Regions from separate parts of the Homo sapiens genome. Here region 2 is linked to region 1. Evidence: chromatin loops called from intact Hi-C (ENCODE). Cell type or tissue: heart right ventricle. All regions are shown on one strand. Links, peaks and the distances in the headings refer to the core of each region. The heading gives the core; the rest is flanking DNA. Region 1 has its middle 120 kb from the start of RNU105B. Region 2 has its middle 66 kb from the start of RNU105B.

Region 1 (12,886 bases), core at 1,988-9,987:
GGCCATATCACAGGTAGCCTGAGAACACTTTCGAGGCTCTGGAGAAAGACTTCTTGCAGTGAAAAGGAAAGAAGCAGGTACTTCAGGTGGGGAGCTGATGGAGCCATCAGGAACTGTCCCCATCACAGCTGTGGATAAGTCAGGGATGGATTAAGGGACCATGGCATAGAGCATGCAGCTGTTGTACTAATAAGTTATTTGATTAGACCCAGAATGGGTGTAAGTAGGTGCAAAGGACTGAATGTATACATCCCTGCCAAATTCTTATATTGAAATTCGAACACCCCACAGGTTGATGGTGTTAGGAGGCAGGGCCTTTCATGAGTGATTAGGTTATGAGGACATAGCTGTTATAATGGGATTAGTTCCCTTATCAAGGAGACCCCAGAGGGATCCCTTGTCCCTTCTGCCATGCAAGATTATAGCCAAAAGACAGTGTCTATGAACCAGGAAGTGGGACCTCACCAGACACCAAATCTGCCAGTGCCTTGATCTTGAACTTCCTAGCCTCCAGAACAGTGAGAAATAAATTTCTATTGTTTATAAGCCACCCCATCTATGATATTTTGTTATAGCAGCCTAAATGGACAAGGACACTAGGGAAAATATTCTTGTATCTAGTATTTCAAATGAGTAAAATCTTAGGCTTTAGAGTCTACCACCCACAAAGTACCTTTCAAACCCTGAGGGAAAGGGAAGAACTGAAAGGTCAAAACACAAAATGAGAGCACTCCATCCACCTTGCCCTATTCTCCTTCCCAGGGGTTTCTCTCTGCCCTGCAGGAGCAAAGAAACAAAAGACAGGTCTGTACAAGGGGAGTCATTGCTGGGAGCATCTTCTGCCCCCTAGCCTGCAGTCCCTCTTCTCCAAAGGTGGAGCCCAGTTTATGCTATTTTACTATTAAGTACTGGAATTTGTATTTTGTTCTCCCTTAGTTTCATGTCTCTCAATGTCTGTCAAGCTGCCCTAACATTTTCTTAAAACAAAGCACACTTTGGACATGTTAATATCCCCCAAAGCGATGTTCAAAGTCTTTCTCACAGTAAAAGATAATGTAGCCAGGAAAACAGGAAAGGGCAGAGGGTCGTCTAGATTGTTTTGTGAGAGGATTGCAGAAAGGCAATTTTGATTGCACTTTTTCTATATGTTATGCACTCAGGAAGGATGGAAGCAAAAACATTACGTGATGTGTAGTCAATAAAATGGGCTCCACTGGACACTCATGATGATATCCCTGGGTTTATTCATCAAGGAAATGTGGGATTAGTTCACTCAGTGCCTACCCTGCTGTTAACAGCTTTAGTCCCTCTGTTTGACAAATTCAGAATCCCAAGAAATGTATCTGATGTGCTTTGGCTGTGTTCCCACTCAAATATCATCTTGAATTATAGCTCTCATAATTCCCATGTGTTGTGGGAGGGACCTAATGGGAGATAATTGAATCATGATGGCAGTTTCCCCCATACCGTTCTCATGGTAGTAAATAAGACTCATGAGATTTGATGGTTTTATAAGGGGTTTCCTCTTTCACTTGCCTCTCATTCTCTCATCACCAGCTGCCATTCTTCCTTCATCTTCCACCATGATTGTGAGTCCTCGCCAGCCAGGTGGAACTGTGAGTCAATTAAATCTCTTTCCTTTATGAATTACCCAGTCTTGGTATGTCTTTATCAGCAGTGTGAAAACAGACTAATATAGCATCTCATTGGTCCACTATATTATCAGGCTTGGCCACACAGGCTGCTGAAATGTCAACCAGTGGGCTACTTTGGGTCAGGATGGGTGCAATAAGCTATGATCTGGGGGAATAGGATAATGAGGGACCCCTGTGACTCTCAGTAGGATGTTTCCCCAAGAGATCAAACACCACAAGACCCATCTAGGAAACCAATTTTCCTAGGCAGATGATATAAAAAGCTGATTCACACTAACTTGTATTGCAGATGGTGATAGATGCACTAAGAGTCTACCATGGTTCAGATAAATTCATCTGGTTTCCTCTTTATCTTAGGTCAGGTTCCCTAGAAGCAGATCCTGAGATAGGGATTTATGTGTAGTGATATTTTTTCAAAAGAAATGTGCCTAGGAGAAACCACAAAAGGAGTTGGGACAGGCAGGCATGAAAAGGAAGGAGAAGAAGCCAGTGGAAGCTATGATTTCAGGTGTGGCCTCAGCCTCAGCCTGACCCTGACCCCACAGGGGAGCTTAGGAACATAAGCTACACATGCCTCAGAGTTTGTCCCCACTGGAGGGAAAGGAGCTGGACTTTTGTATTTTATATAAGCCAGTCTTAGGCTAATGGACACAGGGACCCAGGAGAGGGGTGAATGCATAGCCCTCTAGGAACTTACAGCTCTCAGGGTAAGTGGGCAGAGCAGCTCTGGTAGCCCAAAGGCAGTTGTAGAAATAGAGTCCTGGGTGCAGGCCATTTGAAACAAAGCACAGAGAAGCCAAAGGGAAGGACAGAGGGAGGTGGAGCTGGGAAGCTACATCTGACTCTGCATATTGTGAGGAAGGGTCCCCAAGTCTTAAGAGTATCTGGTATCCGATGTGCAAGGACTCACTAGGGGCCATCGACAGTGAGTAGCCCCTTCATTCTGAAAATGGCCTATTAGAAGGGGCTGGAATCTATATTAATGATGCTCTGGCTTTGCTGACCAGGGAGAGACTGCCCCTCCTAGGATTAGCACATCTTTAGACAGAAAAAATAACTAGAGTATGCCTCTCATATGCAGACCAACCAGTCCAAAGCTCATAACCCCAACTACCTCCCTTAGCTCTTCCACTCCAGGCCAATATTCCCTTGCCCTCATCATTCCAGGACCAGATCCCAGACAACTCAGGACAGCCTGGGCCCTTCAGAGCCCACTGAGATCATTCAAACTAGCAAACCCTAAGCCTGTTTACCCTGCCTTGCCTGTTTCTTCCCATGGAAACCACAAGAAAGGCTCTCACCCACACTTTCCCCTTGCTCCCTCTGCCTCCTGATGGACCCGGCTGCTTCTCCTGGTGTGGCGCTGAAGGGCACAGCTGCTCCCTCTTGAGAACTGTGAGTAATAAACTATCTTTTCAACGGCAGCTGTCTCCTATCTGTTGGTCTCACCATATCTAAATCATTATAAAACCTACATTTTAAAACAAAGCTTGAGCCGGGTGCATTGGTTTACGCCTGTAATCCCAGTACTTTGGGAGGCCAAGATGGGTGGATCACCTGAGGTCAGGAGTTCAAGACCAGCCTGGCCAACATGGTGAAACCTCGTCTCTACGAAAAATACAAAAATTAGCCGGGTGTGCTGGCTAGTGCCTGTAATCCCAGCTACTTGGGAGGCTGAGGCATGGGAATTGCTTGAACCTGGGAGGCAGAGTTGAGTGAGCCGAGATCGTGCCTCTGCACTCCAGCCTACGTGTCAGAGTGAGACTCTGTCTCAAAACAAAAAATTTAAAAAATCAATCAATCAATCAAACAAAGCTTGGCTGAGCACCTTTCAAAAAGGGTAGCAATTGAGGCTGGCATGAGGAAAAACCCGTAGGATGAGGTGATTAGAGGTAAAACCCCCACTAGAGTGAGGGGATATTCTGCTTAGAAATGGGATGACAGTTACTTTACAGAAACTATAAGTAATAGAGGTTGATGTCTTGTAATTGTGAGACATTTTCTGTTGTCTGATTATTCCCTTTCATCTGACAGGAGACAGTATGTGGAAAAGAATTAGATGTAGCACCATTCATAACCAAAAGCAAACTGGGGGCCTCAGTCAGATATTCTTTGTCCAGACAGGCAAACCCTGTAGAAATGAAGTAAGCAGTCACAGAACTGTCAGTATAGGGAGAGTGAATGGAGGATGGATAAAGGATGCTATTTTGGAGACCGTATGTACAGAGTTCTGGTCCTTATGTGGAAGAGCCAGGCCCATCTGAATCAGTATGTTGGAGAAGCAGTCACTGGAATAGCTGAGGATAATACAGAAGTTGATTATACTCCTCTCTGCCTCCTTCAGTCTAGATGATTGTGGAAAATATCATTCATTAGTCTTGAGAACACAATTGTACTGTGAAGGGCAAAAAAAAACAAAGCCAAATTTCAACAAGCCTCCCTAATCTGTCTTTGTTCCATCTGCCTCTCTATTTAGACTGGTTGATAGCCCTCATATATTGAGTTTGATTAAACATCTGGGCATCCCAGAGCTGACCCTGAAGGGCAGGGATCCAGAATACAATAGGATCAAAAAGCCTACAATGCTGAAAGGCTTAGTTAGTAAGGACAAGTGCTAGATGAAGCATATTTTGTGACTAAAGTGAAAAAGTCCTTATATGCCAAGGCTTTGTGATAGCTAGATCAGGGGTTTTGTTTAGTCTTGTATGGCATAATCTACAGCTCTCCATGCTCTGTGAGATCATTAATGATAAACTCCACCTTTTGGAAAAACACAGTTATCTCTGACCCATATTTTGCTAATTCATTCAGATGGAATTGTGTTAAGTCCCCTGACTTCTTTGAACTTCTCTTGGAGTTTCAAAGGGCAAAGAATGAGGTGCATGGGGTCAGGAAATAAGTCTGTATTTAGGTAAGTAGGTTCTGTTCTCTAGTCAATAAACTTCCTCTGAGTCATGTAAACATGTCCTCAATTCTTCACTCATCTCTGTAACCACCTTCCATTGCAGCAACTCCCATCAAGACATCTAATTCCCCAAGTCTTGATTCTGGGTTGGCCTTTTGACTTTCTTTGGCCTATAGAATGAGGTGGAATTTACATACTAGTTTTGAATAGAGCTTCAAGAGCACTTATATGCTTCTATCCTCTCAGAATTGTTTTAAGCTGCCATACATAAAAGTCCAGATTATCCTGTGGAAGAATGAGAAACACGTGGTTCATTCACCCTCATCATCCCAGGTAACAGTGAGCCAACCATGAGATATTTGAGTGAGAGCATCTTAGACTAGCTAGACCCCCTTATACATGATTTTCCAGTTGATAAGCACAAGTCTGTAGATCTCTGAGCCAACCCAGTAGAAACCAGAAGAATCACCCAGTTGAGCCAAGCCTAACTGCCAGTTCATAAAATCATGAGCTAAAATGGGTGCCATTTTAAGCCACTAAATTGGGATGGTTGTTTTGCAGAATAAATAACTGATGCAGTCAAGAAACAAAAGCTTTCTGAGCAGTATTTTCCTAACTCTGTGCTGCTTTCTTTGTAAAGTATCATGTTCTCCATCAGGAAATTTCAGAGAGACATTGAGAACTCTTTTTGGATCCCCAGTGTTAGAAAGAGGGCAATGGGGAAGCAGGCCTAGGTGGAGGAAGCTGAAGATGTAATGTTAACAGAGGAAACCACTATTTCAGGTCAAGCCAAAATAGAAGCCAAGAAATGAGATGAAGTAAAGAATCCTTGAAGGAACGGATCAAAAGATGAATTCTTACTGAGCAGATGTTGCCCAAGGAATATCTTGGACAAGATCTGCTTCTTTAGCACACTTAAGAAATGCCTCTTCAGTATACTTAAGGGCTGTCTCCTGTAGTTATGCTGCATTACTTCAAGAACGTAGGCTTGGCAACAATTCTTTCAATTCTTCCTTCTAAGCCCACTGGTTTCTGCCTATGTGTAGACAAATGTTTTGAAAGCAAGGCAGTATCCACATGTTCTGCACAGAAACTTTCTAGGAAAATTTCCAATCAGAACGTTCAATCAAGCCTGTTGATGAAGTCTGTCTGCACAATGGCATGATCAGCAGGAGACACAAGTGTTAGTCTCCCTGATGAGATTGCAAACATGGACATTTGCTGCCAAGTGATTGAAAAGAAAGCTGCATTGAAAGCATTTCTGTCAGAGTGTGCAGACATTGCCTTCATCAAGTGTTCTTAAGATCCATCCATCATTTTGGGGTGCAGGTTCTGTTTTGAATTTAAGAATACTTTACTAAATTATTCATAATGAACCATATGCAGAGTGCAAAGTTTTTTGGAGATTTAGATAGATTCTGCTTTCAGTTCCCAACCCAAGAGGTCTGAGGCTTCCCACAAATCTACCTCTCCAGTGAGAGAACTTGTTCTGCAAAATAGATCAGCACCCTACACACTACCTGTCCTGGAACACCTGAGTCAAATTTCTAAAAAGCATTTCCCTCAAAGTCAAGATGGCAATTTCCTCACCTGTACAGTGGTTACCAGTAAAGATTCCATCTAGATGAAAACAAACAATTTGAGAATTAAGCATATTAAAGAATATGAAAACAAACAGAAAAGTCCTAAATGCCTAAAAATATGAGATCTTATGGAAATTGCTCCCCAGATGAATTATTTTGGGAAGGCAACATTTGCTCCCAGAAGTGATCCACTAATAGTAGAATTGCAAGAGCCTGGAAATAGAACAGTCCCGACAATTCTTCAGATTGTGCCACCTACCTGAATTTACCTGTCCCACATTTGCTTATGGCTAGGTCCATTCTCCTCATGGCTTAAAAGCCCACCTGGATGTTGGTTATCTCAAGTATGGCAAACCTGCAGGTGCACGAGCATGCCTTGAGACCAAGGCATGTCTGCTCCACAACAAAAACTTGCACACTGACTTCAGTTGAGTCGGACAAACATTTACTAAGCCCATACTTTGTGCCAGTTATTGTTTAGAGCTATTTGTGCTTGAAATTCACAGATGGCTTTCAATTATCTTTTTTGTCTGGCTTCCCCATAGACTTCTTCTACCAAGTCTACTGGAATGAAAATGAGTCGGATAATGTCTTATGAGACTGTAGGTGAGAGAAGAAGAGAGTAAGCAGCACACAGCATGAACCAAGTGTAGGAGGTGTCCCTCTTTTCTGACACCAGCTGATACTCCCTGCTACCAACCCCTCAGTGGTACCCACACAGAGGCAGTGGTGCAGGCTCTCTTCTTGGCACAGGTGTGATGGCAAATCTAGGTTAGTGCCTCCGACAAACAGAGAAATAAGAATTTATTTTTTGAGGTTTTGTTACAACCTTTCACAGGCATTGCTCAAACAGCCCACAAAAGTCCAGTCTCTTTGTAGATGTCCTATTTATAGTGACAGTTACAGCTGAAATGAAAGAAACTTCTTGTTCATCCTTTTATTTTCAATAGTTCAGCCCACGCCAGCATAAATTAGGACTATCTTGCCCCCACAAATCCTATTAATGAGAATAGGTTCGATGTGTTCTTTGTTGTGTGTAGTTGTCAGTTATCCTTGGAAAGGATGGTCAAGGGTTGGGGGTGGCTCAGAGAGCCTGAGTAAGTTCAGTCTAATGTTGATTCCTGCCCCTCATTTGTGTTGTCAGTTTGAATTCTTTCCCCACCAGACTTCTCATAGAAAATGCAAATAAATAGTCATATTGGAAAGATCTTTCCTTTTTTTCATTTGCTTTCATTGCCTCTGCCTTTTTCCTTGTTGCATGGCAAAATGGGGCTGCAGGGGAGGAAAGCTGCAGCAGGGGACTTACATAATTCAGAGCCTTCCAGAAGAGTTAATGGAGTTACGTGACTGTATCCTAATTGTTTCCCCCTTGGGTTCCATTAAATGTTAGGAACTTTCAGGCTCTCCACAAATTTATCATCTTCAAATTCCCATGGATTATAGAAACCAAAGGGCCTGATCCCAAAGCTTAACATTGTTTCCAGTGCCAGCAGAAGGCTTAAAGGATTAGATCACGAGGAACCCAGAGAGGATACTTTCTGTCTTAAGCGGGTAAATAACAGCTTCAAATTTGGCTGAGATTCTTTTGCTGGAAAATCTCCCCTTTCACATCATTGTCAAAGGGCCGACAGTGTTTTTATTTTTTATAACGGCATCATAACTTTTGCACACAGGCAAGGGCTGCTGGTGACCAGAATTATTATTGCTTCACCCATGAATGGCCACTTTATGTTAGTGTTTTGCTGGGTCCTTATTTTATTATCCTCTTTTGATGGGCTTCTAGGGAGTTTGGGAAGAGTTAGACTATCTCCTCTCAACATGTTTTCAATGATAGGGGGTGTCATAGACACTGTCTATAACATAACACAAATCTCAAACAGTGTCTTACTTGGATAATATTAGCTTCTCTTTATCAGGTGTTTATCAAGGGCCAAGAATTATTTTTAGGCGCCCTGGTCAGGGCCTCAGTGGAAAGCACATGGTACATTTAAAAAGAGTAGTTGAAGGGTGTTTAGTGAAGGGACTATTATAAGAAACCAACAGGGTATGTTGCTGTTCTAGCAACAGCAAAGAGCTTTTTGCCTTTACCAGACACTTTTCTAGAGGGGGTGGGTTTCAAAGTTAGTGAGAGTTCTAGGGGAGGGCCAGGAGACAGAAGAAATTGGTAATTGCCAAACCACAGCCTTCTAATCTCTTGAACATGCTTTCCATTGGTCAAATCGAACCAGAAGTCAGAGGGCAAGAGGGCCAGGTGGCAGAGCCATTAGAGATCAGGTTCCTATTCTGGGCTGAGGCTGGATCTCACATTCACTTTATTATTAACATGATTGTTTTTCAGAAAAACAGAGAGGTTAAGTAACCAGCCTAGGGTCACCCAGAAAGGGAATGATAGAACTGGAATTTGAATCCAGGAAGACTCTTTCTGGAGCTTGGACTCCTAGTTAATCATGTTATTCTGACATTGGGTGCCTTTGAGCACAAAACACTTAAAGACTCCCATAACCCCTCCAGATCAGTGTTTTTCTGATTATCAGACTTAGCGATTATACGTTTATCTGCATAACTACCAATCCTCTCAACAGACTCTGTGTTCCAAGAGGCCAAGAACTTTATATTTATTTCCTTCAGGGTTGAATTTCCTAGTACAGAGCACATAGTAGGCACCCACTCCATTTTTTTTCTAATGAATGAATAAATTTATGGAGAACCTCCTATGTGCCAGGTTCTGTGCTAGGTGCTGCCTTGTTCCTTTCTTTAGGGTAATGTTCAGTCATCCAGTTCTGTTCACTTGCCCCCAGGTACCACCTTTTCTTCAAGTAGAATTTCTTCTCAATTCTCCAACCTGCATGGGCAGGAGTTACGAGTTTCAGGCTATGGTCATGAGGTGGTGGAATAAAAGGACCAAGGAGGCATCAAAGTTTCTCCTTCCATCATCAGCACACCCTCTCTGCCAACCTTGGGTAGCCTCTTTTTCTCAGGGATGGACTGAGCAGCTCCTTCTCTGGCTGCCTCTAGAGCAGAGAGCATGTTGGGGCCTTTGTTTTATGCCCCTTTCTTCCTATGCTTCCCTTTCTTGGCTCAGTTCTGTGCTTCAAACTGTTATGTCTTACTTAGGCCAGGCCATATTTGGTCTTTATTTCTCCCATTTATACAAACTGAATAAACCTCAGCCTATGGAGCAATTGGACTTCATTAGCCCAGAACTAGCGGGCGGCTGGTTGCATGTACTTAGGGAAAGAGGCCAGCCAGGATGACACAGTTTCCAGGGTCTGATTTACCAGCCACAGAGAACAGAACCCTTGGCCTGATTCATCCCATGAGAATAAAGAGCACCCAATAATTCGTTGTCATTAGCATGATGTATTGGAAAAAGAAGAAATCTATAATGTGATTTCCCTCTCCTTCTGAGATTTAAAGACATATTGCAATCTTTGACACATATGGATTATTGATGGTTTTCTAAATATTCTTTGGAAGAATGCTTTACCATTTGTTTAGGAAGAAATGCATTAATGAAGAATAGTAGAGGTGACAAGTATGTGTGTGTGCGGAGGGTGTCTTACAATGTCATTTAGTCCATTTCCCTATCTCAGGGCCACTCTACGTCATCCAAGAGAGGTTTCTTTCTATTTTGAAAGAATAAATAGTTCTAAAATATTCTTTGCAAACTGTAATGATGAACTGACTTTTTAGAGCTTTTATGTAAGCAACTTACTATATTTAAAATCTAATTATTTTAACTCTAAAAATAATCTTAATCTAATTTTTCTTATGAAAATATTCTAATATACACAAAGCAGAATGAATAATACAATGAATTCCCATATACCCATCACCCAGACTCAACAATTACCAAGAGTTTACCAAAATTGCTCTATCTATTTCTTTCTTTCTCATTTTCTTTTTCTGTTTTTAAATTTTTATCATGGAAACACACACACACAAACAAAACAAAACAAAACAAAACAAAAAGAAAGTTTTATCATGGAATTGTTCTGAAGCAAATCCCAGACACCATGTCATTTTATGCCTGCACACTGCAGTCTGAATCTATAAAAACTATGGTCATTGGTTTTCACTGTATATTCCATGGCAATATTTCATTATTCCATAATAATAATGCCAACTAATAATACTTTGAAAAATATTGACAATCATTACATTGTTGAATGACAAGTATGCACCAGGAAATTCATTATTTCAGTCCAGGCATGTTTGTGAGAATAGACTGAACTCCATTGGAGCTAGTTTTAAAACAGGATTTTGTGCATGACTATCTCCCTGAACCAAGGACAAAAAAGTAGCCAGGCTGCCACCAAGGGAATGAAACTAGGAAGTGGAAAGTCATTAGCATTAGGGACTTCCCCAAACTGCCATGTGTTTCCCTGAAAAATCTGTAGCAAGAGAAATCTCTGGCCCCTTTACTGCTGTTCTCTTATAAATCTCTGTGTATATCCAATTTCTATGCAGCTGCAGAAGGAACTCAGTCTTCTGAGAGTAGGCAATCAGGAAACTGCTATGGCAGTTTGGATCTGAAGCTGAATTTTTAACAATATGTTGCTAGGACGTCATACCTGAGACTTGAAAGATTTGATGTTCAAGTTCCAAAGTTTTGGTTTTATGGAATGGGATCACCCACCTCTGTGTGTAGTTGTTCTCTTTTCCAGTCTTTTCCCTCTGATGCTAAAGAATTCAGAACAAAGAAGTCTGCACCAAATGTTTAGCACAAATAATGGAATGCAAGTCACCTTTAATCACCCCTGTTTCTGTAGCTTATCCATAGGGAGATATGGATGCTTGAGGGGCTGAATTGTATAAGCAGCTTGGAGACGGAGGTGGGCTGGGCTCCAACGGCAGGACTTAATGAACTTAGACCTTTACCCGTGAGTTGAAAATGCCTGCTGCCATTCATAACAGGTTCAGAAGGGTTCCCATCCCAACAGAGCGGGGCTACTTTCATTCTCTACACAAATATCTTCCTCATTTTGTGTTCATTTTTCTCTGTCTGCAAACCAGTTGCTTCTATCCTTGCTTGTTGCCCAAACAAGTGGTTCTAGTCCAGGTGCCTCAAGTGGACTAACTAGAATTTCTATGTTTCATTTTCAAATTTTTGAGGGAAAACATCTAGTTGGCCTAAGACAAACTTTGCATCATTTGTTCATGCTTTGTCCTATCCATTGTGGTCAGAGGAGAGAAGGTAGAAAGGGCTGTACAGGTTGCTCCTGGTGTTGGAAGTGGGGGAACAGTTCTCAGAGAAAGGACTTTGGATGGGCAAACTCATCTAAAAGGTATCTATCATACCTAATTTAACCACCACAGCTTCCTATGAGGATTTTACAAAAAGGTTAGTTGGGGCTTAGAGAATTATTTTGATTAAGATTACACATTTGGGTGGCAGAATTAAGATTTGAAACCAATTCCATATGCCTCCAGAGCTCCTAGTCTTGCCAATCCCTAGTCTACATTATTCTCATCTCAATATTAATTTATTCATTCGATAATTGTTGCCGCCATTCTGGAGACCTGAGCAGTTTCTTATTTTATAACCTTCAGTCTTTTAGAAAACAAGAGAGTGGTTATTTTGTTTCAATGGGGGGAGAGAGGGCACAAAAGTCACTTTATCCATTAGATATCAGCCAAAAGCTTAGGAATACATGCCCATGAGTTGACAAAACCCCAAGGATGATGAGAACCAGATTGTCTATACCAGGGGCCAGCAAACTTTTTCTGTAAAGGGCTAGAGAGTAAATATTTTAGATTTTGTGAGCCACGTGGTCTCTGTTGCAACTACACAGTGCTGCTGTTTTAGCACGAGAGCAGCCATAGGCAATAGGTACAAATGTGGGATGTGTTCCAATAAACATTTCTTTATAGACCCTGAAACTTGAATTTCATATAATTTTCACATCACAAAATATTCTTCTGATTTCTTCAACCATTAAAAATATAAAACCATTCTTAGTTTACAGGCCATACAAAAACAGGTTATGGGCCAAATTTGGTTAGTGGGCCATCGTTTGCCAAGCACTAGTATACATTATTTTTAGCCTAATATTAATTTACTCATTCAGTAACCATTGAGAAAACACCAGCTGCACATTAGGCGCATGGAAGGCACTGCATGGCAGGCATTGCATGCGTGATGCAAACAGATCCAGACCCTGCTTTCATAGAACTGACCATCTAGTGAAAAGACGATATTAATCACATAATTACATCAAAATGTTAAAAATTACAACAGTAATAAAGTCCATGAAATAAAAGATAAAGGAGTTTTGATTATGTATTGCAAGAAGAGTTGATTTACTTTGAGGGTGGGGTTAGAGAAATTCCCCATTTATTGAGCTAAAGTCTTCTTGTCTTGCCCATGAACTCCCACACCTGAAATTAATATTGCTGACTCTCATCCATCACATGGTACTCACTGGCTCTGGGGCGAGTGTCTATTATGGTTATATCTAGCCAGTCTTACCCACCTTTGAAGCAATGTGGATTTTTGTTGGGATGAGCCACCTTGCATTTGTTCCTACTGATTTTTTTTCCTCATTTCTAACAAGCTGTCTTTTTAATTTACCCAGGATCATATTGAATTCTAGTCTAGTCCCTTGATCCCTTAGCAACTCCATCTATCTTCATTTTGCTTGCCATTCTAATCCTTATTAATCCCCAGTTCTTTCAGCCAGGCAATTGATAAAGATATTCTGCACCCAGAATAAAATGTCCTTCCTCTTGGGTGCATGGTT
Region 2 (12,886 bases), core at 2,020-10,019, 51 kb after region 1:
CTCCAAATACCATCACATTGGGGATTTAGATTGCAATGTGTGAATTTGTGGCAGGCTGTGGAGCATTCAGTCCACAGCAGTAAGGAAGCCTTAATATAATTTTAGGGGATGAATATAAATAAAAGAGAAATTTGAAAAATGGCGTATCTAGGTGATCAAAGCACTTTCTAAACCTCACTGTTGTGCAGAATTCACACAGCCTTGTTGAGTCCCCACTTGTGTCCAGGTTTCATTTCCATGATATCATTTAATCCTGATGATGATACCTTGAGGTAGGATTTTTTAAAATTCCTGTTTTATAGTTGAAGAAATAGGTTCATAAAAACAAAGTAACTTGTCCAAGTGCAAACAGCTAGTTAAGTGATGGGACTGGGGTTAGAACCAAAGCCTTTAGGCCTCAATTCTATTTTTTAAACTGGAGCGTGGCTTTGAATACAATGTCCAACCAGGGGAGCTCTGGACCCAACATGAGAGCAAATGCTTGTCTGAGGTATGGAAATTGACCCTAGCAAGTGTGACCAAGGCATACATTCTACTGATACATATTCACTGACTCTCTACCTTCCAGTGCATCCTTTGTGTATCTGTTTAGGTCCCAGGTTGCTGTTTTTTTCCTTTTTTTTTTTTTTTTTTTTTTTTTTTTTGAGACAGGGGTCTTCCTCTGTTGCTCAGGCTAAAGTGCAGTGGTGCAATCATAGCTCACTGTGGCCTCTACTTCCTGGTCTCAAGTGATCATCCTCCCTCAGCCTCCTAAGTACCTAGGAGTCATGCACCAACATGCCCAGCTAAGTATTTTATTTTTGGTAGAGATAAGGTCTTGCTGTGTTGCCCAGGCTAGTCTCAAATTCCTGGCCTCAAGCAATCCTTCTGCCTTGGCCTCCCAAATTGTTGGGTTTACAGGCATTAGCCGTTATGCTTGGCCCCAGGTCTTTTTTTTAAAAAAAAAAAAAGAAAAAAAAATTTGTGGAGAAACAAATGGGAATAATTGAAATTAATAAATCTGATTAAATCGTTGCTGTGAGATGTAGGACTTCAAGAAGCTAGGGAAGAGGAGTGTGATGTGTTATGCAATACAATTTGCCTCTATCTTTGACATCTCTTTGAGTCTTCATGGAAGATTTTCATATTTCTTGGTTGGTTTGTTTGATGAGACACTTGTGTTTCTTCGGAATGTAACCACGTACCAAGATTGACCATGAGGTAGCCCAATTATCTTGAGTTACACAGTAAATAAGAAACTTGAGAGCCTGGGTCAGTCTATCCTACTATCTCAGTCTACTTCCGACTAATATATACTTCTAGGTTTTCTATGCACCCTGGTTTTTGCATCTCCTACAAAACATCAGGTGTTATGTGGGGTTTTTTATTTACTCAGGCTTGAATTTGCAGCATGTTCACCTTGTTTCATGGTTCTTTTAAAAAATAATATTTTAAAGGAGTTTGTGATCAGAGACCATTGTAGGTATTCTCTATCCTCTGGTCCCCTATGGCTCAGCCTTAAAGAAATACTCTCTGTGACAGTAGTTGTCTTCTTTCTCCTTAGAAGGCATGAAAAGAACAGAGTAAATAAAACAATATTCTTAGCAAAGAAGCCACCCAAAGGCACGATTGATTTGTAGATTTCTTACATTAGGTTGCTGTCTTACATGAGAACAGCCTGCAAGGGAACCAGGACCCGTGGCAATGAAGGGAAAGAGAGGGCTTAGAGGCAGGGCACAGATGGGATGGAAAAACCTTATGGTCACTCCTCCTGAGTAATTACTTAAACATCTTAAATGAGACATTTTTAAATGTGTTCAGCAAGGTCATTAGCTGTGCATGGAGAAAGGCTTATTTTTAAAGTTTTGACGTAGTTCATGGAATGCTTTGTTCCTAATTTAGAGCACTTGTCCTGAGAGTTCCAAGTCTTCGGCATTTGCTTCCACCCACCACGTGTTTCGCTCACAGCAGGCCAAAATCCACTTGGGGTGACGTCCCAGAGTCCAGCAGCTCCATGGGGAGCCAGTGAGGCCTGAGAGAGAGGTTGTTCGGGGATGATTTAGAAAAGAACCCAGCTTTTCAAAAAGACACGTAGGATATGAGAGTTTGGGTTAGTTTCAGTAAGCATTCACTTCTTTCCCCTTTCTATTGTTGGTGGAGTGTCCTTCTGGGCCCTTTGAGGGTGTGCTTGGCTTTGTGACTTAACTTTGGTCAGTGATATATTAGCAGATGTGAGGCAAACAGAGACCTTAGCTGAACTTGTTCAATTAGGCTTAGCTCTTGCATTCTGGTGATCTGCTGTGAGGAGAGTTGCTGCTGGATAGATGCTGCTATTTCTCCCTGAATCTCAGAAGAAACACAGAGGGAGAAGACCTGAATGTAAGCCATAGTTAGCTGCCTCACAGTGTAAGGCAGAGCCATCCAACTGAGCCCAGCCTAGATTAGCCAGCCCCAAAATCTATGACTGTGATATTAATGCTTGTTGTAAGTTATTTGGGTATTTGCTACATAACATTTTTACAATAATAGCTGACTAATACACAGAGTTCATGATTGGTATTTTTTTTCCTGCACCTGGGTGGACATTTATATAACTAAACATGATAGTTTAAAACTTCTTCACACAAGATAAAAAAAAAGGCGGGGGGGAGCTTTAATTACCTTCAATCTAGAATTCTGAGACAAAAGAGTGGCTTTTTATAGAAGTGGTTTCCCCTCTAACAAAAATAACAGCTATCCCCAAAGTGAGCCTGCTGGAGAGCCAGGATTAGCAGATACCTAAGAGTGGTTGTGGGGTATTTACATTAATTGATTTATTTTGGACTATTAGCCTGGAGAGTCCACTGAAATCCTCCAACCCATAAAGACTACCTTAAAAATTGTCTAGAACGTTTTAAATTTAAATGGAAAAATGTATATTTTTAACTTCTTTTGAAAAAAAAAATCAGAGTATTAGGAGATAATTGTGCCTGCATTGCTTTCTGATAATACATATGGGAGCTGAATATCTGTTCCCTCTAGACTTCGTGTGTGCCTTTCAGTTTACTGACGTCCTTGACATGTTCTGTTACTCAAATTCAGCTGTCTCATGTGTTTTTGTTACTTGCCTTATCCTTGTGGCACTGAGATTTGTGATATATACTAGCTCAACAACCCTCACCCCATTTTAAGGAGTTCACAGAGGTAAAGGAAGGCACAAGTGCTTAGCACAGAGTAGATGCTCAAAAGGGTGGCCGTACATCAATTTTCCCAAGACAGTCCTGGGTAATACCTGATGTCCTGGGCTCATGTATCAATCTGTATGAGAAGTTATAGAGTTGTATGTGGCAGCTGTTACTGGCTTTCAACTGGCACCTCAGCTGAGCCTCTCAACTGGGGCAACTCACATGGCTGTTCTGTATGGTCTGGGCTTGCTCACAGCATAGAGGCCTCTGGGTAATCAGGCTTCTTGTATGGTGGCTCAGGGTGTCCCAAGCTACAAGGCAGAAGTTGTATCTGTTGCCTTGTTTGACTTAGCCTTGGAAGTCACACAGCACCACTGCTACCTTATTCTAATGGTCACAATCCTGCCCAGATTCAGGACAGGGGACATAGACACCACTTACTGTGCAATGACTAGGTAAATAGTAGCAAAGCCAAGACTAGGGCCAAGACTGCTTACTCTATTCAGTGTTAATTCTTCTGTACCAAGAAGCCTTATGCAGCATCATTCCCTATCACCTCTCCACTGACAATATAACAAATGAGCATCTATGTATTCTGAGAGCTAAGCCATGCATGATCTTCAGAAGATCTTGTAAAAATCTTGAAATTAAGGGCAAAATCTGTTTTTTTATTTGATATGCATATATTGGTCAGAGTTCTCTGTTGCAGACATAATTTAAGCATTTATTGAAGGGCATCAGATGACTCCCAGAATCTCTGAAAGGGTCTAAGAATTAGGCTGAAAGTTGGACAGCTAGGAACATCTCTAAAGTTACACTGCACAATGCTTCAGGGAATACTCTGATGCCCCGACTCCTGAACAGTCACTGCACCTCACTTAGATGCCATGCACTATAATGTACTAGTACCTCTGCCCACGCACTACTGTGTCTGAAATCTCAATGTCTTCACCTCCAACCTAGCCAGAGTGGATCTGTGAGTGCATGTGTTTGAATATCATTTGCTTTCAAATAGATGTCCTGTGTATATCTACCTGAATAGTTGATTATGGACCATGTGTCTGTGTCATAGATGCAACCACGGGAAGTGAATTTTTAGATTCTACTCCGGAGGTATGCAGATTAAGAAGGGGAAAAAATTCTCAAACATAAGAAAAGTGTTTGGGCTAGGTGTGGTGGCTCACGCCTGTAATCCCAGCACTTTGGGAGGCCGAGGCGGGCAGATCACCTGAGGTCGGGAGTTCAAGACCAGCCTGGCTAACATGGTAAAACCCCATCTCTACTGAAAATACAAAAATTAGCTGGGCATGGTGGTGCATGCCTGTAATCCCAGCTACTCAGGAGGCTGAGGCAGGAGAATCACTGGAACCTGGGAGGTGGGATTGTGCCACTGTACTCCAGCCTGGATGGCAGAGTGAGACTCTATCTCAAAAAAAAAAAAAAAAAAAGAACAGTGTTTATAAAGTGCTGAGGAGGCAAAAATCATGAAAAAGTCTACTATGTGAATGTTTACATTTGTGTGATTTTCTGAATCAAGGTTCTTAGTTTACATCAGAATCTCTAAGAGATCCCTAATCTCCACTACTAAGAATCATTGTCACATGGGCTCCCCTTGCATAAACACAAATTTGTGTGCTTGAGTCCATTACATATGAATCCATTATACTTTTCAGAATTGAAGGCTATGAAGTACAATTATCTCTATTCCAATAATATAAACAATTAGTAAAAATCAGATGAATATTGGAGTGCTTTCTTTCTTTCTTTCTTTCTTTTTTTTTTGAGACGGAGTCTCGCTCTTTCTCCCAGGCTGGAGTGCAGTGGCGCTATCTCGGCTCACTGCAAGCTCCGCTTCCCAGGTTCACGCCATTCTCCTGCCTCAGCCTCCTGAGTAGCTGGGACTACAGGCACCCGCCACAACGCCCGGCTAATATTTTTATTTTTAGTAGAGACGGGGTTTCAAGGTGTTAGCCAGGATTCTTTCTTTTTCTGAGTGATATTTTTGTTCCATTATTAAATCACTGTTTTGTGTTCCTTTTTGGGATGATGAAAAGGAACAAAGTTCACTAAAGCCTTGATTAACAAGGATATTTATTTTAATAGAGTTTGTTTGTTTGACTTCTGCTTTGAGAATAACATAACAAAAACAAAAGAAAACACAAATCACAGAAAGCTCCCAGTAAGGATTTATTCTAAAAATATGCTTTTAGAGAAGGCTTAGAGTAAGGATACATCAGCTCAATTTTCTAGAATTTCCAATACTTGATATGCAAGCAAATCCCTTGGAGACTCAATACATTCTCAAGTATACAAAAAAAATCAACTTTTCTCACTGTATCATGAGGGATGGCAGGAATGCAGAGTAAAACATTTTGGAAGATTCCACATGAAAAATAAGATTAGAACTCAAAGGAATCTCAAATCTAAGGCACAGAGAAGGCCTGTTTTGTGCAAGACCAACAAACTCATGGCAGAGAGTGAAATGGAATTGAAGACTTCTGATTCCCAACCTGGTGTCCTTTCTTTTAAAATACCCCTAGAAGGGTTTGTAACAATGATTTTGTGCAAGTTAGTTACTGCTGTAAATGAAGCACTCCAAAATTTAGTGGCTAAAACAAAAAAATCATTCATTAATGCTTACAAGTTTGCAGATTGGCTAGAAAGTTCCGCTGCTTTGAACCAGCTCTGCTACCTTAGCTGGGCTCACTCAGCTGGGTGGTCAGCTGCTGCTTGGCTAGGTGGCTGAACTGATCCTGGTTGGGCTCTATCTTATGTTTGGTCCTTCAGCTGGGAAAATGAGGTTAACTCTGCTTTATGAGGTTTCTCTTCCTCCAACAGGCTAGCAAAGGCCTGTTCTCATGGTGGTAACAGGATTCCAAAAAAAAAAAAAAAAAAAAAGACGCCTAATCTGGGACCTGTAATAATAGAGTAACTCACTCTCTTAGCCAAGGCCTATCTTAAGACCAGCCCAGATTCAGGGATAGAGAAGAGACATGGCCTCTTCATGGCAAGATCTGCAAAGTCACATTATAAAAATACAGGAAGTCTGTGAAGAATTAGTGCCATTTTTTTTTTTTGCAACCAATCTACCACAGGTTAATTAATTTATTCAACCTTTATTAATTGTCATTAATTGTGCCTGGCCCTACTATAAGCCCTGGAGATAAAATAAAGAATAATTGATCTTATACTTATTTCTTAGTGAAAAATATAATGTAATCAAAACATCTGTTTCCTCAGGCAATTTGATGACCAAGGGTCAGGTTTTATATCACTGTCCAGAAAGCCATTAGCACTTAAATTTGGTATTATACCTTCTATTAAAAATACACATAGAAATTTGGGAGTAATTTAGGGTGGATAAATTAAAATTGGCATTGTTGAGAATAATTGACTTCTCAGAGGTGCAGCCAACAGGGAACTGTCAGGCTAGATGAGTTTTTACACATCTTAGACAGAAACTGGAGCTCTAGGTGCTAAATTTAGCTTACAAGGATATCATACATACATTTGACAACTTGAAGGTCTTTAGATTATAGAAGAAGGCTTTGCCATCCCTACCTGATATTTTTCTATCTAGTTGCTATGAGTGTGATGCTATGGAGTGTCCCCAAACAACAAATGAGCCACTTCATTTTTAGACTTTGATTGGCTACTTTCCCAGGAGACTAAGAGTAAACATTTCATGTTAACCAGATGCAGGGCCAGGTCTGGGTATCACTGAATGTATTTTTCAGAAAAATAGTTAAAAATGTTCAAATATATCCAGTAGGAACTCAATAACTTTTCTGAGACAACAACTAAAGTACTAGATAAAGTAGAAAACAAAACCTTTTAAAAATAATGAAGATACAAGATAGCATGTAATTATCAGGCCAAACTCTAAGGGAAATCTAGAATCCAGAGAGGTAAGTAGAGCACTGAAGGCATTGTTTACCAATCCTGGCAAATTTGAACTTCAATTTTGATGGCCCCATGGGACAGATAAAAATGAAAGTCTGAGTTAATTTAAATCAGAAAGTCTAATAAGAGGCCATTTGACCATTAAGCAGGTGTCCCAAAGGATTCAAAATTAGGATAAAGAAAAATTAGAAGTAATCTTAACACTGTCTTTATGATAGGGCCTGCAAAGAAAGTTTCTTTGATTCTCAGCTAGGGAAAAAGTTTTCCCAAAAAGGCTGTATCTGCAAAACTGGCCTCACAAGAAATTGTATTCTTTTTTTTTTTTTTTTTTTGAGACGGAGTCTCCCTTGTTGCCCAGGCTGGAGTGCAGTGGCAAGATCAGAAATTGTATTCTTAAAATGAGATATTGTATACATTAGTGGTTTAGACACATTAAAAAACAAAACCAAATCAAAAATAGACAAACAAACACTGAAGAGATCTAGGTTAGCTACTCCCCTAGGCACCATGTAGAAACAAACATGAATTCTTTCTCTCAGAAGGCACTTCCATCCTAGATCCTAGAGAATGGCCATAAATAATTTTTCAAGGAAAATAAGTACTATTCAGTAAAAATTAAACACACAAGACAATAAAGCACTTTAAGCAGGAACCAGTAGAAACTAACCTGTGAAGCTGACATTTATAAAACATCTTACTATACTTAAAGGAAAAAAAGACAAGTAGAAATAATGTTCAGGGAACAGAAAACTATGAAGAGTGATCTAGCACTTCCAAAAGAATGCCAAAAAATGTCTAGAAATAAAAATATGCAAGAGCTGAAACAAAAAGCAAACAACTCAACAGACAGATTTAACAGCAAATTAGACACAGCTGAAAAGAGAATCATTAAATTGGAAGATAGGTTAGGAAAATTGGGAACTAGGAAGCTAACTGAAAATGGTAGCTGTCTCAGAGGCCATTATAAAGTTGATGTGCTGAATGACATAAGAAGGAACTTTCAAAAAGCAGAGAGGATTTGAGAGGCCATGGACAGCTGGAATAGCTAACATGTGGTTATCTAATCTCCCTTTGCATTATGCAGTGCTTAGGCAGGCAGTAAATAAGATAAACAGCATAAACAATGGCTTTCTTTCCTCAGAATTAGAATCCAGCACATAATAAGTAGGATAATACAATATACTGGACCACAGACTACCGTAACGGGCCATTGGAATAGAAAGGACAGTGTATGGCATTAAGCATATTAAGGTAAATATTCAGGTGTGCCCAAATCTTAGAAGAAGAGGAAGGGCAAATCTGGAAATTTAAGAAAACATTATCAGCAAGGTTTCAAGCACTGAGAAGAAAAATCAGTGGTCAACATGGGAATCTCTAAGGGAGCTCTTTCTTCATCATAGTTGGCCAGTGGAACAACCTTTTATCTTTCGTGTCATATACATGTGTATTCCTTCAGGTCTTAAAGGACATTTCGGATAAGCTCAGTCATTTTGGGTATAAATGACTCTCTTCATGATTCAGAAGCTTTTGGTAAGATGTTTTTATGTAACTCAATAGTTCATTTTTTTAGTGCCCATCTGCTAAGAGAAACTCACTTATTTTCAGTTGTAGCTAAATTCCAAGAGGCTTACACAGCGCTAAGATGTGCCAGAAGGAGAACCCACTGATCCTCAATGTCGTCTTTCTATGCAGGCCTCTGCTGAGACATCCACCACTCTACGTTGTTGCTGTCCTCCTAGTCCATTTATATTCAATCGTTCTCACTGCTTTGTCTGTTTCAACCTTGGGAATTCTGGAATTTTTCTGTTGTTTCCATGCCACACTAGAATATAGGGATTTATTGAAGCTGCCTTAGTACAATTTGCTAAGGTTGACTGTGGTCCCTCTGAGATCTCGTTCTTTCTTTGGTGTTTTGCATAAAGAGACTAAATTTCTTTCTCAAGAACCTCTGACATCTATACTTTTAACATACCCACCCCCCATGTCTGTTTATTTTGTTTATTTTTCTCAGATCAGGCAGACATTATTTTGTTTCATGATTTCTTTCAACATTTTGTCCATAACTGGAATCCTTTCCATTCTTCCAATTATTCAGGTTTTTGAATGAGAAATGCCAGGAAGAGATTCACAGACTTTCAGCTTTCCACCTTACTGCTTTTATTCTCTGAGACATGAAACACAGAAAGGCTTGACTTTTGAGTAAATGAAAGATCATATGGTGTATTAGTTTATTCTTGCACTGCTATAAAGAAATACCTGAGGCTGAGCAATTGATAAAGAAAAGAGGTTTAATTGGCTCACAGTTTGGCAGGCTGTACAGGAAGCATAGTGCTGGCATCTGCTCAGTTTCTGGTGAGGGGCTCAGGGAGCTCTTACTAATGGTGGAAGCCAAAGGGAAAGCCAGCATGTCACACGTTCAGAGTGGGAGCAAGAGACAGAGAGAGAAATGAGGTCTCGGATGTTTCAACAGCCAGGTCTCATGTGCACTAACTGAGCAAGAACTCACTTATCACCAAAGGGATGGTGCTAAACCATTCATGAGGGATCTACTCCCATGATTCAATGACCTCCCACTAGGCCCCACCTCCAACATTGAGAATCACATTTCAACATGTGCAACATGAGATTTGGACAGGACAAACATCCAAGCCATATCAGATAGGGACAATATTATATTATTTAATATTTTTGATATTATCCAGCTGCTTATGTTTGGAAGCAATACTGTCCTGGATCCAGGCAAGAGAAGTGCTTGCCTTGGGCCTCATGCTTTAGAGGTCTTAACTCTGGCCTTTGCCTGGTTGTGTCTACCCCACAAGGAGAAATCTGTTTGGCCTAATGCCAAACTGGAGGCAACATACCCTTTTTAGACTATAACCAGCACCCTAGAATTCCTGGCTCAAATGTTTCCAAGCCCAATTCTAGGGCTGGCATAGGCTTATTCCCTGGGTCCTTCCATTTGAGGATGAGTCAAGCTATAATTATGGTCACATATAAGTCTCAGAGTTGGGCAAGGGGGTGCCTTGAGGTTTAACAATTAAAGATCTATAATTCCTAGTGCATAGGTAGCTTTATGGAAACCAGTTTACCTAACTCTTCCGTGTATGTTACTTACAGATGGAATGCAACCTTTCTTGACATGTTGGGTGTTAGGATGTAGCCCTTAGCCTTCTTCAGAGATCACCTGAGAAAAATCTCTCTTCACCTAAAGAGTTTTTTATTTCTGCCTGAGGATGCTTTCTTGCCACAGGAGCATGCTTGGCTAATAAATTGCACAAGTTGGAAGTGTTAAGGAGCTAGTGCCTGAGCAGAAAGCCTCAACTAATGAGTGATGGGAAATGGTGGGTAAATGTCCCAGCTTCTTCATGTCTTGGTGAGTTAACTGTGAGGGGTGCACCTAAGGCCTTTTGAGTTTGACTGGGGGGCTTGAGCACTTTTGTTCACAGTGATAACCCAGTCATCAAAATAACTTTCCTCACACTCCCACCTCACTTAAAGAAAATAGAAGAAAGAAAGAAAATGGAATAAATCAACTGGGAATTGAGGGAAATGTTAGGGGCAGGTCTTTAATCTGTGACTGTAATAAACAGGGAGATGAAAAGATGGGGAAAGTAGAGACTTTGTAATGTGTTGTGAATCAATCCTAGTTTGGCATTTTTAATAGAGATTTCGGTACAAATTCATCTCCCAAATAAACTACTTGAACTCATAAACTGTCTCTTGGGCTATATCCTAGGTTCCAAAACTTGGGGTGGCCGTTTGCTGCGTGTAAATTGCAAGTGAGGATAAAAAGATGGTAAATACCATTCGATGCTGAAGACCCTCTGCCACAATCTGGGGTTTGTATGTGTGTGTGTGTGAGCGTGCAAGAGTGCATACTTGCATAGCATTAGCCTAGCTGTGAGAAAAGAGAAATAGACCCTTCCTTCTGTCAAACTGTGTTGGGGTAGAGACACAGAGTCTGAGTAGAGGCACAGAGAGTGGACTTAAAGATATACTTACCTGAGAATGATTATTACCAAGAAACATGCACTTTAAATCTGACTGAGCCTATGGCAGAATCAATGCCTAGAATATAGTAGGTGTTTATTAAATATGTGTTGATTGAGTATATTACTGGAAAATATGTTAACGAAGGTGTAGCTGTAGCCTCTCCCAGTGTAAAGATAATTCTATTTTTGCCTGCTTTATTTGTGAGCCTTTGGGGGGCTGAATGAAGCAACACTAGAGCATTCAGAAAGAATACAGTGATTCACATTGGAAAGCTTAAAGGATTCATGCAAAGATTAAAGATGGTTCAAGAAAATAGAGTAAATACAGAGATGAGGGTGAGGGGAGAAAAGGCAAGAGCTGTACAAGCTGGGTTTTAAGGGTGGTTTTGGTGGCAGTTTCTTTATCAGTGACAATCACGAGAGAGACAAAGAGGGGATGAAAGCAATGTTAAGAGACTCTGGTAGATTATGAATCAAATCTTACTTGGGCACTTTTTGTAGCAAGTTTAGTACAAACTTATCTCTGCTTTCCAGCTATTTTTCTGGTCTTGGGGTATTTTTACTTTGAATACAATCCTGCCTGGAGATTGTGCTTTCTATTGGTTTTAAATAAATTAACGTACAACCATAGGTTCTTATAGAACAGGTAGTTTTGGAAGTAAAAAAAAGAAACCAAATTATGATATTTCACTGATTCTAAGATATACTTTTGCTTTTAACCTTCCTGAAATTGTATTGAATGCCTTTATGTTTGATGAGGAGTCATAATTTAATTGGTAATTTGTTTTCCTTTGTTATTGGTGTGTTTCTTATTGACACATTGAATTTCTTGACAGCATCAGTTGGATAATGTGTTATGTAATTTGCTTCAACTTTTAAAGTGTGTGGGGCTAAGATCGCCATTGCAATATTCAAACTTTCACTTGCCCTTAATAAATACATTTTCTTCTGTAAGAAATTTACTGGATGCAAGTTAATGCAACTCACATTTATCAGACATTTTATGTACTCTAATTTTAGAAGAAAGAGAAGTCTGGGGAAATAAACAAATATTTGACATTTAGTAAAACAATAAGCAGACAAATGGCTTTCTGGAGTCACATAGAAAACAACCAGGACTATTTCTATGCAACCTACAGCTGTTCAGTAGCCTCGGAGAAATAATAATTGAAAGAGCCTTCCTAAGATGAGGTTTTGTGATGGACAGCCACAAAATCACCAGAGGCCAAAAATCAAGAAAGGAGACCTAGATTTAAAAACAAATATTCAACCAATTAAAAATGGGCAAAGGATTTGAACAGACATTCCACTGAAGATATGCATATGGTCAAGATACACAACATATTAGTTACTAGAGAAATGCAAATGAAAACCACAGTGAGACATTATTCCACACCCACTAGGATATTAATAATCAAAAAGACAGAAAACAAGTGTGAGCAAGAATGTGAGAGATTGGAAGCTTCATACATTGTTGGGTATTTAAAGCGGTACAGCCACTTTGGAAAACAGTTTGGCAGTTCCTCAAAGGGTTAAGCATAGAGTTACCATATAACATAGCAATTCTACTCCTAAGTATATACCCAAGAGAAGCTGAAAACATATTTCCACATAAAGACTTGTATGCAAATGTTCATAGCAGCATTATTCATAATAACCAAAAAATGGAAGCAACCCAAATGTCCATCAGGTGTGAATGAATAAATAAAATATATTTCCGATAAAATATTCTCCAACTATTAAAAAGAGTTAAATACTGATAGATGAATCTTGAAAACTTTATGCTAAGTGAAAGAAGCCAGATGGAAAAGGTCACATAATGTATAAATTCAATTGTATGAAATGTCC

What was found. Hi-C counts contacts between places; a loop is a spot of excess contacts. Peaks named below come from ENCODE experiments on the same cell type or tissue, not always from the same donor. Only the 100,000 strongest peaks of a DNase experiment are listed, where the experiment ranks them.
Region 2: it touches region 1 in a loop (4-fold over the local background); 2 of 110 quality-filtered maps call a loop at or near these places.

What each region holds. Positions count from the first base shown.
Region 1 is chr20:8,941,444-8,954,329 of GRCh38, reverse strand. No RefSeq gene overlaps it. Among named protein-coding and RNA genes, the nearest start is that of RNU105B, 120 kb to the right of the region's middle. In heart right ventricle, for the core only: no CTCF peak of the experiment used is centred there; no DNase peak of the experiment used is centred there; H3K27ac peaks cover 2,238 bases.
Region 2 is chr20:8,890,761-8,903,646 of GRCh38, reverse strand. No RefSeq gene overlaps it. Among named protein-coding and RNA genes, the nearest start is that of RNU105B, 66 kb to the right of the region's middle. In heart right ventricle, for the core only: no CTCF peak of the experiment used is centred there; no DNase peak of the experiment used is centred there; H3K27ac peaks cover 1,621 bases.